Regions from separate parts of the Homo sapiens genome. Here region 2 is linked to region 1. A link is a contact called in ENCODE Hi-C or POLR2A ChIA-PET data. All regions are on one chromosome and are shown on one strand. The core of a region is the stretch at or near the end of the contact, and the rest is flanking DNA. Distances in the headings are between cores, read along the strand shown. Region 1 overlaps LINC01856 (long intergenic non-protein coding RNA 1856). Region 2 holds the start of RAB6C (RAB6C, member RAS oncogene family).

Region 1 (6,346 bases), core at 385-2,884:
GGTCAAATATAATTAACCCCCAGGTGGTCAGGGTTGTTTTTCAAAGCAGAGTGTGATTTTGACAATTCGGAAGATACAGCAGCACCTTTCACAGATGCCACTGAGAAAACATTTCTCATCACCGAGCACGCAGAAATCATCTGCGTTGTGGCACTTTCTTACTGTTTGGGTCCAGATACAAAAGGTCTCCCCATAAGGCCTGGAAGTAGATGGAGCGGTACTTCTGCCTCAAAGGATGGGACCCAGGGGCCACGTCTCTTTAACTGGGGCAGCCAGCCCAGCCCAGCCGTCCCCTGGGGCTTCTGGGCTCCACAGCAGCCTGTACTCACCAGCACAGGGTGCCCCACCTGTAGCCACCATCCAGGGTGTACATCAGGCCCCAAGCAGGAGCTGGGCCAGAGAAAACAATGCAGCATCCAAGGAGGTCCATTTCCCAACTGGCGGTGCCTGGGAGAGCGGGAAGAAAAGAAGGAAGGGAGCCCTGTGGAGCCACAGCCTTGGCTGCTCAGGGTTAATCATCATAATCCTTCAGCCTTTCCACTCCCCTTGTCTGAGCCACTGACAGCCCCGTGGGTGCATGTGCGTGTCTACTAATTTTTTTTTTTTTTTTTTAATACAAGACAGGGTTTTTCTCTGTTGCCCAGGCTGGAGTGCAGTGGTGCAATCGTAGCTGACTGTAGTCTCAAACTCCTGAGCTCAAGCGATTCTCCCACCTCAGCTTTCCAAATACCTGAGATTATAAGCATAAGCCACCAATCCTGGCTAATTTTTTAATTTTTTTTTTTTGTAGAAACAGAGTCTCACTATGTTGCCCAGGGTGTCCTCAAACTTCTTTTCAAGCGATCCTCCTGCCTCAGCCTCCTAAAGCTCTGGGATTACAGATGTGAACTACTGAGCCCAGCCCCTGTAGCTAATTTTTGAGGCCTCTCTGCAGCTTCTGAAAGACAGAGAAGAATTAAGGATGAGCTACATGGGGGATTCAGGGCCTCAAGCCTACCCTACCCCCATTTTATGGAGGAGGCAGCAGAGGCTCAGGGAGGAGAAGGAACTGTCTCACAATCCCACAATCATTAGTGGCTGAACCAGGCTGAGAACAGGGGTCTCCAGCATGTTTTCTGCCATGATGCGTTCAAGTCAGCGCCATGGTGAGGACTCTGGTGCAGAGGGAGCAGGCAGTACAATGTTAGGCCCTGCTCCAAGCTTGTTCTCTCAGATGCACTCCGTGGAGGCCTTGATGACCTCATGGACAGTTGCTCCAGGGTGCACAGAGCACAATTGTGTCCAGATGTGAAGGATTAGTGCTGAGCCATGTGGGGAGTGACCTCAGCCCAGCCTTTTCCCTGGAGGGGTTTTGGAGCCAAGTTAGACCTTGTCACAGACACGTAGAGAACAGGGTGTTTTAGGCCAGTGGAGAGGAGCAGGCTCTGGTTGCTCCTGACTTCCAAAGCAGCCAGACTCCCACTTGGCTGGCAGGGTCACACTGCGTCCTCCTGGTCTGAGCTTGGGGGAGGTGTGTGAGGGGAGAGTGGCTAGGGTCTGGGAGAGGGCAGGTGAGCCTCCGGGGAAAGGCTTGGCCAAAGGCCTCTGGACAGAGCCAGCAGGGGGTGTGTGTATCCACAGACTCATGATGACAGGCCCTCTCCCAGGTCGGCCACTCTGTGGGTGAGAACAGCTCTTCGGGCCTCCTCAGAGCTTTTCCTCTCCAAGCCGAGCAGCCCAGTTTCAGCTGAGACAATTGAGTTAAAATTTGGAGTCCCAGACTGGGTGCGGTGGCTCATGCCTATAATCCCAGCAGTTTGGGAGGCTGAGGCGGGCGGATCACTTGAGCCCAGGAATTCGAGCTTAGCCTGGGCAACATAGTGAAACCCCATCTCTACAAAAAATACAAAACTTAGCCAGGCTCAGTAATGTGTGCCTATAGTTTCAGCTATTCTGGAGGCTGAGGTGGGAGAATTACTTGAACCTGGGAAGCAGAGGTTGCAGTGAGCCATGATCGTGCCACTGCACTTCAGCCTGGGTGACAGAGTGAGACCCTGTAAAAAAAAAAAAAAGGAGTCCCTTCCCATAGCCTTCTCTAGACCTGCTCCTGCCTCTCAAGGGCCTTCTCAGAATGTGGGGCCAGGATGGAGCATAGCCCCCAGTGGCCTCTCTCTCTCTGAATATTTTACATGGATGCCTGCAGCCCACCATGGCTGCTGCTTTCTGCTGACAACCCCGCCAGACAGCCAGCTTTTGTTATGGAACATTTCAAACCATGCACACAAAAGTAGAGAGAATTGCTGAATGCACCCCCGTGTGCTCATCACCCAGCTTCAGCAATTAGCAACTGTCAGCCCATCCTCTTTGCTCTAAATATCCACGCATGCCTCTCCCCCATCCCCACCCAGGCCTGGATTATTTGGAAGTAAATCCCAGACAGTATAGCATTTCATCTGTAAATATTTCAGTATAGGTCTTTAAAGGACTCACCATAAAAAAATAACCAAAGCACCATTATAATGTCCTCCTCCCTCCCCAGATTCAGCAATAACACCATGATCTTTTGCAGAATCTTTTCTAAGTTCAGTGGAGGGAAATAATGAAAAGGAGAATTTGAAAAACAGATTGTTCTCCACAAAAGATGCTCAGAGTGGAAGGACGTTTTGTTCCTGGTCTTGTTCTCATCCCTGAGTGGAAGAGCTGAGAGCTAGATAGAGTTGAAATCAGAAAATCACAGGGCAGGGGGCCCCATCTTGCTGAGATGAGGCCTGGAGGTGAGGGTGCCTGAGTTCCAGGCATTTGCAGATGGTGTGACCTTAGACAAATCACTCGGCCTCTCAGAGTTACACATCCATCACCAGCTCCATCCTATCTCAAGACCTGCCCCACTTCTAGACAACTGCAGATGACCCCTTGGCCAACCCATCCAACACCAAGGCCTTACAGCTACAGACACTGCATGTACAGAGATCCGTTCCATAACTCTCTCCCCCAGCTGAGCTTTGGATGCCCACATCCATGGCCACAGCCTTAATATTGTCACTATCTGAAGCTGCCCTAACTCTAAAAGCTAAAATTGCAATATTCTTTACCTCTTGTTCCTCCTGTGATTCCTAAGACCTCCAGTCTCTTCAGCCCCCATTTCTCCCAATTTATTGGCCCTCTTCTTGGCCTCATTTCTTTCCTTATCCCAGCTGGATTCCAGGGCTCCTCTCCTAAACCCCTGGCTGGCCAAATCTCAGTTCCTTGGCCCCTTGCTTCCACCACATCCATCCTGCAGACTCCTAGGTTTCAGCTCCATCCGGCCATCTGTCTTTGCACCCAGACTGTGGAGCACTGCTGGGGGAGGACTTGTGCTTCCAGGATTCCTTGTTGATGCCAGCTCATTCTTCATGGTCCTCCTCCACTGCATCCCTCATTCTGCACATCCCCTTTTGAAGCCCTCTTTTTATTCAAGTCCCTTACCTAGTGGTACACTGATGGACTGGCTCTCAAAAAAAAAAAAAAAAAAAAAAAAAAAGGACGGGGGGGGTGTTGATTTCTGTGATGTAAATGTTCTCATCATGGCCACAATTTTTTTTTCTTTTTTTACTTAAAAAATTTTTCTTTTTAGAGATAGGGGTCTAACTATGTTGATCAGCCTGGTCTCTAAGTCCTGGCCTCAAGTGATCCTCCCACTCGGCCTCCCAAAGTCCTAAGATTGCAGGCATGAGCTACCATTTCCAGACACCATGGTCACTATTTTAATGTCTGTTTTTAGCAACCTACTCATAGAATTCTTGAAATTTTAACATCTAGCTCTCCTCCCTACGTGATCTCCATCTTACTGCACCGAGTAAATAGAGGCTATCAGGTGGGAGCTCACTCCACTTTTTGGCCCTCTAGTTAGATGGTTTACCTTTGCCCATTTTTGCTTCATTCCCTCTGTCTTCCTTCCAGATGTGTTCCCACCCGCTCTGGATCCAGGGCCTCCCATCAATTCAGGAAGTGCATTCCTTGGGTTCTCTTGTCTTCCTCCTGTCCCTCAGGCTGTAAGCATGGTTGTGTTTTCCAGTGTTTAAAACAAAAACAAAAACAAATGACAACCATAAATACTTCTCTAGACCTTGCGATCCAATCTCCCTTCCTTCACAGCCAAGCTTCATGAAATTTTCCAGAATCCAAGTTTCCACTCCCAACCTCACCTTCCCTTCTCATGTCATGGTAATCCAAACTCTGCTTTTCCTCCACTCCTAAAAGTGCTGGGGTGAAATTTAGCAGGGCCTTTCCCATGCTGTGTTTCCAGTCCTTATTTTGCTAGACCTCCCTGCTGCTTTCGGCTATGCCAACACTTTTCATCCCCTGTAGAATCCGTAAAGCTCTTGGCTTCTCTTGACTGCTGGGGCAGCACTCTCCTTCCTGAGTGTCAGTGTTCTCCAAGGTTCCAGCCAACCCTGATGCCCCACAGGCATCTCAGGGTTACCAACTCTGAAATCCGAGCTTGGAATCAGGGATCTCAGACTTCTGTTGTGAAGGTTGATGGTGCCTGGAAGAGCTAACTCAAGGAGAACAGTGCTCAATCAGGAGTTGAGCGGGTTGAATGGCAGATCCTCTGCTTATGAGTAGTGACTCTGGACACATCCTTTCACCCTTCTGTGCATCAGTTTTCCTACATGTAGATTGGGCATAAGAACAGGCTGTTGGAGAGGTTAAGTGATCACCCTACATGGTGCATGGTAAGCACTCATCACATGACAGCTGTTACTAATGGGTTCCCAGTGTCAATGCTGCTACTGAAATACCTCCTCTCATTTTCTTTCTCACTATTCCTACAGCTACTCGGGAGGCTGAGGCAGGAGAATCGCTTGAACCGGGGAGGCAGAGGTTGGAGTGAGCTGAGATTGCACCATCACACTCCAGCCTGGGCAACAGAGCTAGACTCCATCAAAAACAAAACAAAACAAAACAACAACAACAAAAACAAACATCAGAACTGGTTTATGAAAGCCTCTTGGTTAAAGCTCTGTCCCCTTGGCTTCATTTCCAGGACTTCCCTCTCCAGTCTCTCTCCCACCCACCCTGTATCTCCAGCCACTGCAGGCTCCCTGCAGGGTTTGCACAGTGAGCCATGCTCTTTCAGGCCTCTCCATCATTGCAGGTGCCATTCTTCCTGGCTGAAGCCCGCCTTCCCTTCCTCCCTGGGCTTCACCTCCTTGAGGAAGTCCATCTGGGTCTGTAGGTGACTGCCACTGTAGAGATTGGTGGGATTGAGATAACTGACAGTCGCACACTGACCCCCACCTGGGCCATCCTCTTCTTGCTCTTGAGTTTGCTTTGAGGACTGACCTCACTTGAGCCCAGTATTTACAGAAGTCTCTGGCATTGTGGAAAACTAAGGGTCCCACAGTGACAAGACTTGTTTTCCCACAGCTGCAGAACCCTTCATCGCTCCCTGAGGAGACTCAGCTCAGAGCACAGCATGTGACAGACACATGGCTATGCAATGCCATCTAGATGTCATAGAGGAGGTAACAGGGTGCTTTGGAAGGACATGTGGTTTCAGGACCACCTTCTAGGATGATGTTTTTATGGGCAGATGCAAGCTTGCTTTGGAATGTCAGGACATCAGGCCAATCCTGCCCTGGGGCCACCTTGTCCAACATCACCCTCCCATCTAGGCTGCCAGGCTGGCGAGCCCCCAATGGACCCTGCCTCCCCTAAGGCCTTACTTACCCCCACCAGGACATTTCAGCATCATTACTGGATGGGAAGGTGGAAATCCAGTCACTGTTTTGTTATATAGCCACGATTCCTAACTTGTGTGGGGAAAAGTTTACATCTTTATTGTCACAAGCCTTTAACTGAAATTGAGCATTCCCATTCATCATAAATTACAGACAGCAAGCCGTGGTGTTAATAGTACTATAACTTTGTCACCAATAGAAATCCAGATAATTTCATCTTCTTCTAGTTATGAATAGAAGAACATTTATATCATTCATTATGTCAAAATTTCAGTTGTTGTTAGGCCTGATGTTAGATCATGTGAGTTAGTGAGTTAATAAATACATTTTTTTTTTTTTGAGGCAGGGTCTCTGTCTGCCGACAAGGCTGGAGTGCAGTGGTGCAGTCTCGGTTCACTGCAACTTCCACCTCCCAGGCTCAAGCAATCCTTCCACCTCAGCCTCCCAAGTAGCTGGGACTACAGGCACATGTGCCACCATGCCTGGCTAATTTTTGTATTTTTTTGTAGAGGCAAGGTTTTGCTATATTGCCCAGGCTGGTCTCGAACTCCTAAGCTCAAGCCATCCACACACCTCAGCCTCCCAAAGTGCTGGGATTACAGGTATGAGCCACTGTGCCCGGCCAATACATATATCCAAATTTT
Region 2 (5,719 bases), core at 329-2,828, 50 kb before region 1:
ATTAAAGGATAATTCCAGTGGGCTTGGTCGGACTGCTGCTTTGCCATCTCTTGTTTGTTTTGAGGAAGTGGGGGGAGGCTAGGTAAGAACACGGAAATAGGGAACGGGGTAAGGGAGAGGTGAGAAGAGCAAGGAGAGATAAAGCAGGCTGTGAACATACTGCTCGTTAACCAAGCCATACTCATACTGTTGAGATTTCCATCATTTTGAAGTACATTATCATAACATTAAAAAAGAAAAAAATGTTAAGAAAATGTATCTAATTTTTAAAGTTATCACCGGAATATGCTGAAATAATTTGGCTTTTTGTAAAATATAAATAATGAAGACGCTGACTTTTTTTGTGCTTGTGAAGCTAATAGATCACCTCCACGAGACAGGCAGCAATGATGAATTGCAAAACGTTATTAATGAAGGGAAAAGGTTCAAGCCAATATTCACACTGCAGTCAATGAAAGAGTAAGGGGGCTTCTGAGGAAGGGTTGAAGATGACATGGGAGAGTAGCAGGAACAACCCCCTTCGCTGACTGTTTGCTCCTGAGGCTTTTCCAGTTTTATGTCACTCATGTCTTCTCTGCTTCCGTCCTGTGTGCTTTCCATTCCCGGCAAAGCTGCTGCTACACGTCGAAAGAGCTGCTTTACATTGTATCCAGCTTTTGCCCTAGTTTCAATAAACGTAACATTCAGCCCTTTGGCTTTCCTCTCTCCCTCCTCAACTGACACTTGCCTCTTGTCAGCAAGATCTGTTCTATTTCCTACTAGCGTGATGATAACATCACTTCCTCTTTCTGTTCTGACATCATCAATCCACTTTGTAGTTTGCTGGAATGAGTTAACATTTGTGATATCGTAAACTACTACAGCTGCAGCAGAATCACGGATGTACCTGGGAATGAGGCTACGGAGACGTTCCTGACCCGCCGTATCCCACAGCCGAAGCCCGATTGTTCCATCCTCCAAGTACATAGTTTTTGATAAAAAGTCAATGCCAATTATTGCCTGATAGGTGTTGTCAAAACTGTCATACCTGAATCTGGTGATCAAAGATGTCTTTGCAACGCTTTGCTCCCCCAGGAACACCAGCTTGAATTTCCTCAGCGGATTCCCGAAGTCTCCGCCCGCGGACATGGTGGAACTAGAGGAGCTGTCGCCGCCTCAGCCCAGAGACCTCCCGGACCGATGCTCCTCCAGCCGGCTGACGAAAAAGGCGAGCGGAAGGGCGGGCGCCGAGCTCTCTGCGCCCCTGCAAGGGCCGGTGGAGGAGCCCGGCTGGAGGAGCCCGGCTGGAGGGCAGCAGGGCTCGCCACAGACTGGCAGCCGCCGCCGCCTCCCGGCAGAGTAGCCGAGCACGGAGCGAGGCCCGCGGCTGGGAAGGGAAGGAGGGCGGTGTCGGCAGGAGCCAGGGGTGTGCTTTGGCTTCCCAAGGCTAGGGCCGTTCCCTCCTTCCGCACCCGGCTCAGAGACCTGCGGGAGAGAGACGGAGGGTGGCGGAGCCCAAACCGCAGATGTATCCGGGATCTCTCACGCGCGGCGCTTCGGCTTCCCCAGCCGCCGCCGCCGCAGCCCAACCTGCTGAGTGCGCGAGCCTCTGGCGCAGGGCGAGCCAGGGCGCCTCAACACAGTTTTTTAAATACACAAAACATATGTACTAAAAACAATGGTGCGGTGAAAACAAAATAATGCAAACTAGAAAAAGGACAAAATTGACATTTTAAAAACTTTATTATGTATTATTAAATATATATTAAATAGAAATGTTATAAAATTTAACGTCCCTATCTCCCCGTCTCTGTGAGAGGTCAGAAACCTAACTTTTCTAAGCCACAATTAAGCAAACACATCTGGCCTAATCACATGGACCAACATCTCTCCTAACATCAGGCAGGAAGTTTCAGTAGCTCCTGCAAAACTCTCCCACCTTGCATTTGAACAGAAATGTCAACTGATACAATTACCCAAGACTTGTATTAGACTGAATCTCACAATCACACTCAGCCTGATTATTAACCCTTCTCCTGCATCTTGCTCACCTAAATGTATCTACATTTTCTATGAACTGAAGAGCTTAGAAATGTATGTCGTCCATGTATTATAGTGTAAGTTATTGTAATATAGAAATATGGATTTTCTTTAACTCCCATTTTCTGCCTAGGAAATAGCAATGTTTTTTGAGTATGGCAAGTGTTTCCAAGCATTCAGAAGTGGAGAGTGTAGGATATCCACTGCAAAATGAGGTCTGCTTGTCATCCTCTTAGTCTCCACTGCTATCCCTCCCTCATCTCTCTCTGTTTCATTGGTGAGTATGGAAGATCAGTCACTTTTATATGAAATGAAAATTGATGAAACTAAGGTGTTGATTTGATTATCCAAGCAACCATTTATTGAGTGTTCATTACAAGTCAAATTGTGTTCTGGAGAACAGCTCAGGAAATGAATGTTTGACATCGATGTACATAACAGAAATACGAACATACCATTAAAAACTCAGACCTCTTATGACAATCCAGATTCTCATGTAAGTTTTGTGAAGCTCTTTCAAGATGAAAATGTAACAATTCAAAAAAAATTATTTAAACAAGTCATTCTTGAGACATAAAAATGGAATTAGAAGATCATATATGGCTGTTTCACTAGCTGAAATCTAAAGTACTGTTTTTAGTCAATTAACGGCCATATAATTGTTAGTTTTATATACTGATATTCATCAGAAATTAAAAACTTTAAAAAGTATTTCTGTCTCATTCTACTAATTTTAAAATTTCATTTATTTGGTTATATTTCTTCATTTTACCTGGCCTTGAATACTTCTTTCCTGCCCAGCATTAAGTTTAATTAATGTCTAATTTGTTTACTTGGTTTAGTTACTTTTGATCATGCTTGGTACACTTCTTATGGACCAGGCATGTAGAAATGTTTACAAGTTTATGGTCCTCACTCTTCCAAATCCCTAATGGCGGCACCCAACAGACACATACCACAATGTAAACACATACTCACACGCACCTGCACACCCATACTCACCCACCTACACGCAGACACACACCCATACTCACCCACCTACACCCAGATACACCTGCACTCACCCACACACACCCAGACTCACCCACACACACCTGTAGTCCCCAGCTACTCCCAAGGCTGAGGCGAGAGATGCTTGAATCTGGGAGGCAGAAGTTACAGTGAGCCAAGATCATGCCTCTGCACTCCAGCCTGAGCGACAGAGCAAAACCCTGTCTCAAAAAAAAAAAAAAATTAGACAATTGTGGTAGCCCATGCCTGTATTCTCAGCTACTTGGGGGAGCTGAGTTGGGGGGATCACTTGAGCCCGGGAAGTCGAGGCTACAGTGAGCCGTGGTCATGCCACTGCACTCGAGCCTGGGTGACAAAGCAAGATCCCTTCTCTACAAAGAAAAAAAAAAAAGAAGTCATCCACCATGGGCACTGAGTCTGATAACCACATACTTTCCTCAGCATAAATCTCCCAGTAGAGTTGCTTTTAGAAAATAGAAGTCATCCCAGCGCAGTGGCTCATGCTGTAATCCCAGCACTTTGGGAAGCTAAGGTGGGAGAATTGCTTGAGCCCTGGAGTTGGAGACCATCCTGGGCAACGTAGTGAGACCCCATCGCTATATACAATTTTAAAAAGTGGCTGGGCATGGTGGCATGCACGTGCGGTCCCAACTACTTGGAAGGCTGAGGTGGGAGGATGGATGGAGCCCAGATGGTGGAGGCTGCAGTGAGTCATGATCACACCACTGCACTCCAGCCCCAGCAGTGGAGTGCGACCCTGTCTCAAGAAAAAAAAAAAAAAAAAAAGGAAAAAGAAAATAGAAGTCAAGAATGGGGGCCCAAATGACTGTTCTGAGTTTCTTTGGTCTGTAGTTATTTTTGTATTGTTTCACAGCCTTTCTCAAAAAAAAAAAAAAACAAACCCAAACAAACGAAAAAACCACCACCACTACCACCAACCACCACAACAACAAAACAGGTTTTAAGTGACCTAATAGGTATTCTGTGTCTCTGGTTCTTTTTCAGAGACCAAAAGACTAGGAGCCTGGCTTCTAGTTTTCAAAAGAGCTAAGTGACTGACCTAGGCTGATGACTCGCAATCCTCGTTTTACAGTTGAACCACCTGAGGAGCTTTTTCAAAATACACATGTCTGGTTTCCAGACCCAGAGATTCTGATTGGGTAAGTCTTGCCTCAGAGATGGGAATGTGTTCTTTTTAAAAGCTCCACAGATAATTTTAGGAGGCAATGCCAGTTAAAAGCCCCCAAATCAGACCCCATTCAGCAGATGCTAGTGTAGGTTAATACTGTGTGAGAACGCTAGAAAAAATTATGTTTGTATTTTCTATAAGCATATACAGAAAGTATGGTACAATGAAAAACATGGTTATAGTAATGCCAAATTGCCTTCCAATTAATTTCTTATGAAGATATTAGTTAATTAGTTGAATTAATTTCTGGTCAAGATATACTATGACCTCTATTATTTTTCTATTCTAAAAGTGGAAAATAAGATACTCTATTACTATGTTTCAATAATAAAAATAATCAATATTGATTGTGTACCACTATGTCAGAGACTGCTAAGTATGTTAAATAGAATTATCTTACTCTCTTTTCTTGTTTATTTTTTTTTGAGACAGAATCTTGCTTTGTCGCCCAGGCTGGAGTGCAGTGGCACAATCTTGGCTCACTGCAATCTCTGCCTCCCAGGTTCAAGCAATTCTCCCTCCTCCGCCTCCCGAGTAGCTGGGATTTCAGGAGCCTACCACTGCGCCCAGCTAATTTTTGTATTTTTAGTAGAGACGAGGTTTCACCATGTTGGCCATGCTAGTCTCGAACTTCTGACCTCTCAGGTGATCTGCCTGCCTCGGCCTCTCAAAGTGCTGGGATTATAGGCATGAGCCACTGTGCCCGGCCACAAGCTAGACTTTCTATGAAGAGGAGCAGAAAGTAACTTTATTATTTCTTTCTCACCCCTCTCCAAGTAAATTTGCTTTGTGGATTGTTCCCCACCTTCCACCGTATCTCTGGATGGAATTTCAAGCAGATCATAGGATTTCCAGTCACCATCTGATATTATCCATTCTAGCCCGTTCTATTTGTTACAACTATAAACTTTCTTCTAATTCAGAATGTCTGTTCTCCTCCAGCTGGGAGAGGCTCAGGAGCCTGCAGTGGGGAGAAGGATGCAGTTGACTTCACCTTCTCCTCTATTCACTAGTAATCGCTGCTTGTGGTCCCTTGGGATGGTGGGAATAGTTAGGGAGAACAAGGATCATCCTTAAACAGCAGCTGCTGGCTGGGCACAGTGGCTCACACCTATATTCCCAGCACTTTAGGAGGCCTAGGGGGGCAGATCATTTGAGGCCAGGAGTTTGAGACCATCCTGGCCAACATGACAAAACCCCATCTCTACTAAAAATACAAAAAATACTAAAAAAAAGCCAGGCATGGTGGTGCGTGCCTGCAGTCCCAGCTGCTTAGGAGGCTGAGGCGTGAAAATCACTTGAACCCGGGAAGCAGAGGCTGCAGTGAGCCAACTGCACTCCAGCCTGGGTGACAGAGCAAGACCTCGTCTCAAAAAAAAAAAAATTAAAAAAACAATAAACAGTTGCTGCCTTGTGATCAGGCAGCTGGGTGCTGTGTACACTGTGTATCCAGTCTATTGGCTCTTTCTCTTTAGAGGGAATGTAGTAGATTTTGAGACA

Evidence for each region. A loop is a pair of places that touch in the nucleus more often than their neighbours do. ChIA-PET counts read pairs that join two places held with the same protein, here RNA polymerase II (POLR2A). Pooled maps may share reads with other maps.
Region 2: a loop to region 1 is called in a map of dorsolateral prefrontal cortex, with 5 times the contacts of the local background. The contact joins the promoter of RAB6C here to the enhancer-like site in region 1. A Hi-C loop is called at or near these places in 4 of 168 maps with a recorded cell type or tissue (dorsolateral prefrontal cortex and posterior cingulate gyrus) and 3 of 50 pooled maps. POLR2A ChIA-PET finds 5 or more read pairs at or near these places in 5 of 52 experiments (BJ, GM10248, H1 and 2 more).

What each region holds. Positions count from the first base shown.
Region 1 is chr2:129,924,830-129,931,175 of GRCh38, reverse strand. It overlaps LINC01856 (long intergenic non-protein coding RNA 1856), which reads right to left. Exons shown (of 4, transcript NR_110285.1): 2 at 330-447. It also overlaps the pseudogene PLAC9P1. Among named protein-coding and RNA genes, the nearest start is that of LINC01856, 4.8 kb to the right of the region's middle. Within about 2 kb of position 1,634, at least 3 of the 41 ENCODE cell types and tissues checked have a DNase peak (open chromatin) inside an H3K27ac peak, as active enhancers do; they include dorsolateral prefrontal cortex, where a contact is called at or near this core.
Region 2 is chr2:129,975,525-129,981,243 of GRCh38, reverse strand. It overlaps RAB6C (RAB6C, member RAS oncogene family), which reads right to left and starts at 1,578. Exons shown (of 1, transcript NM_032144.3): 1 at 1-1,578. The coding sequence starts at 1,128. The coding sequence ends at 364. RAB6C-AS1 (RAB6C antisense RNA 1) reads left to right here and starts at 772. Exons shown (of 6, transcript NR_036537.1): 1 at 772-960; 2 at 1,075-1,207; 3 at 2,153-2,296; 4 at 4,036-4,190.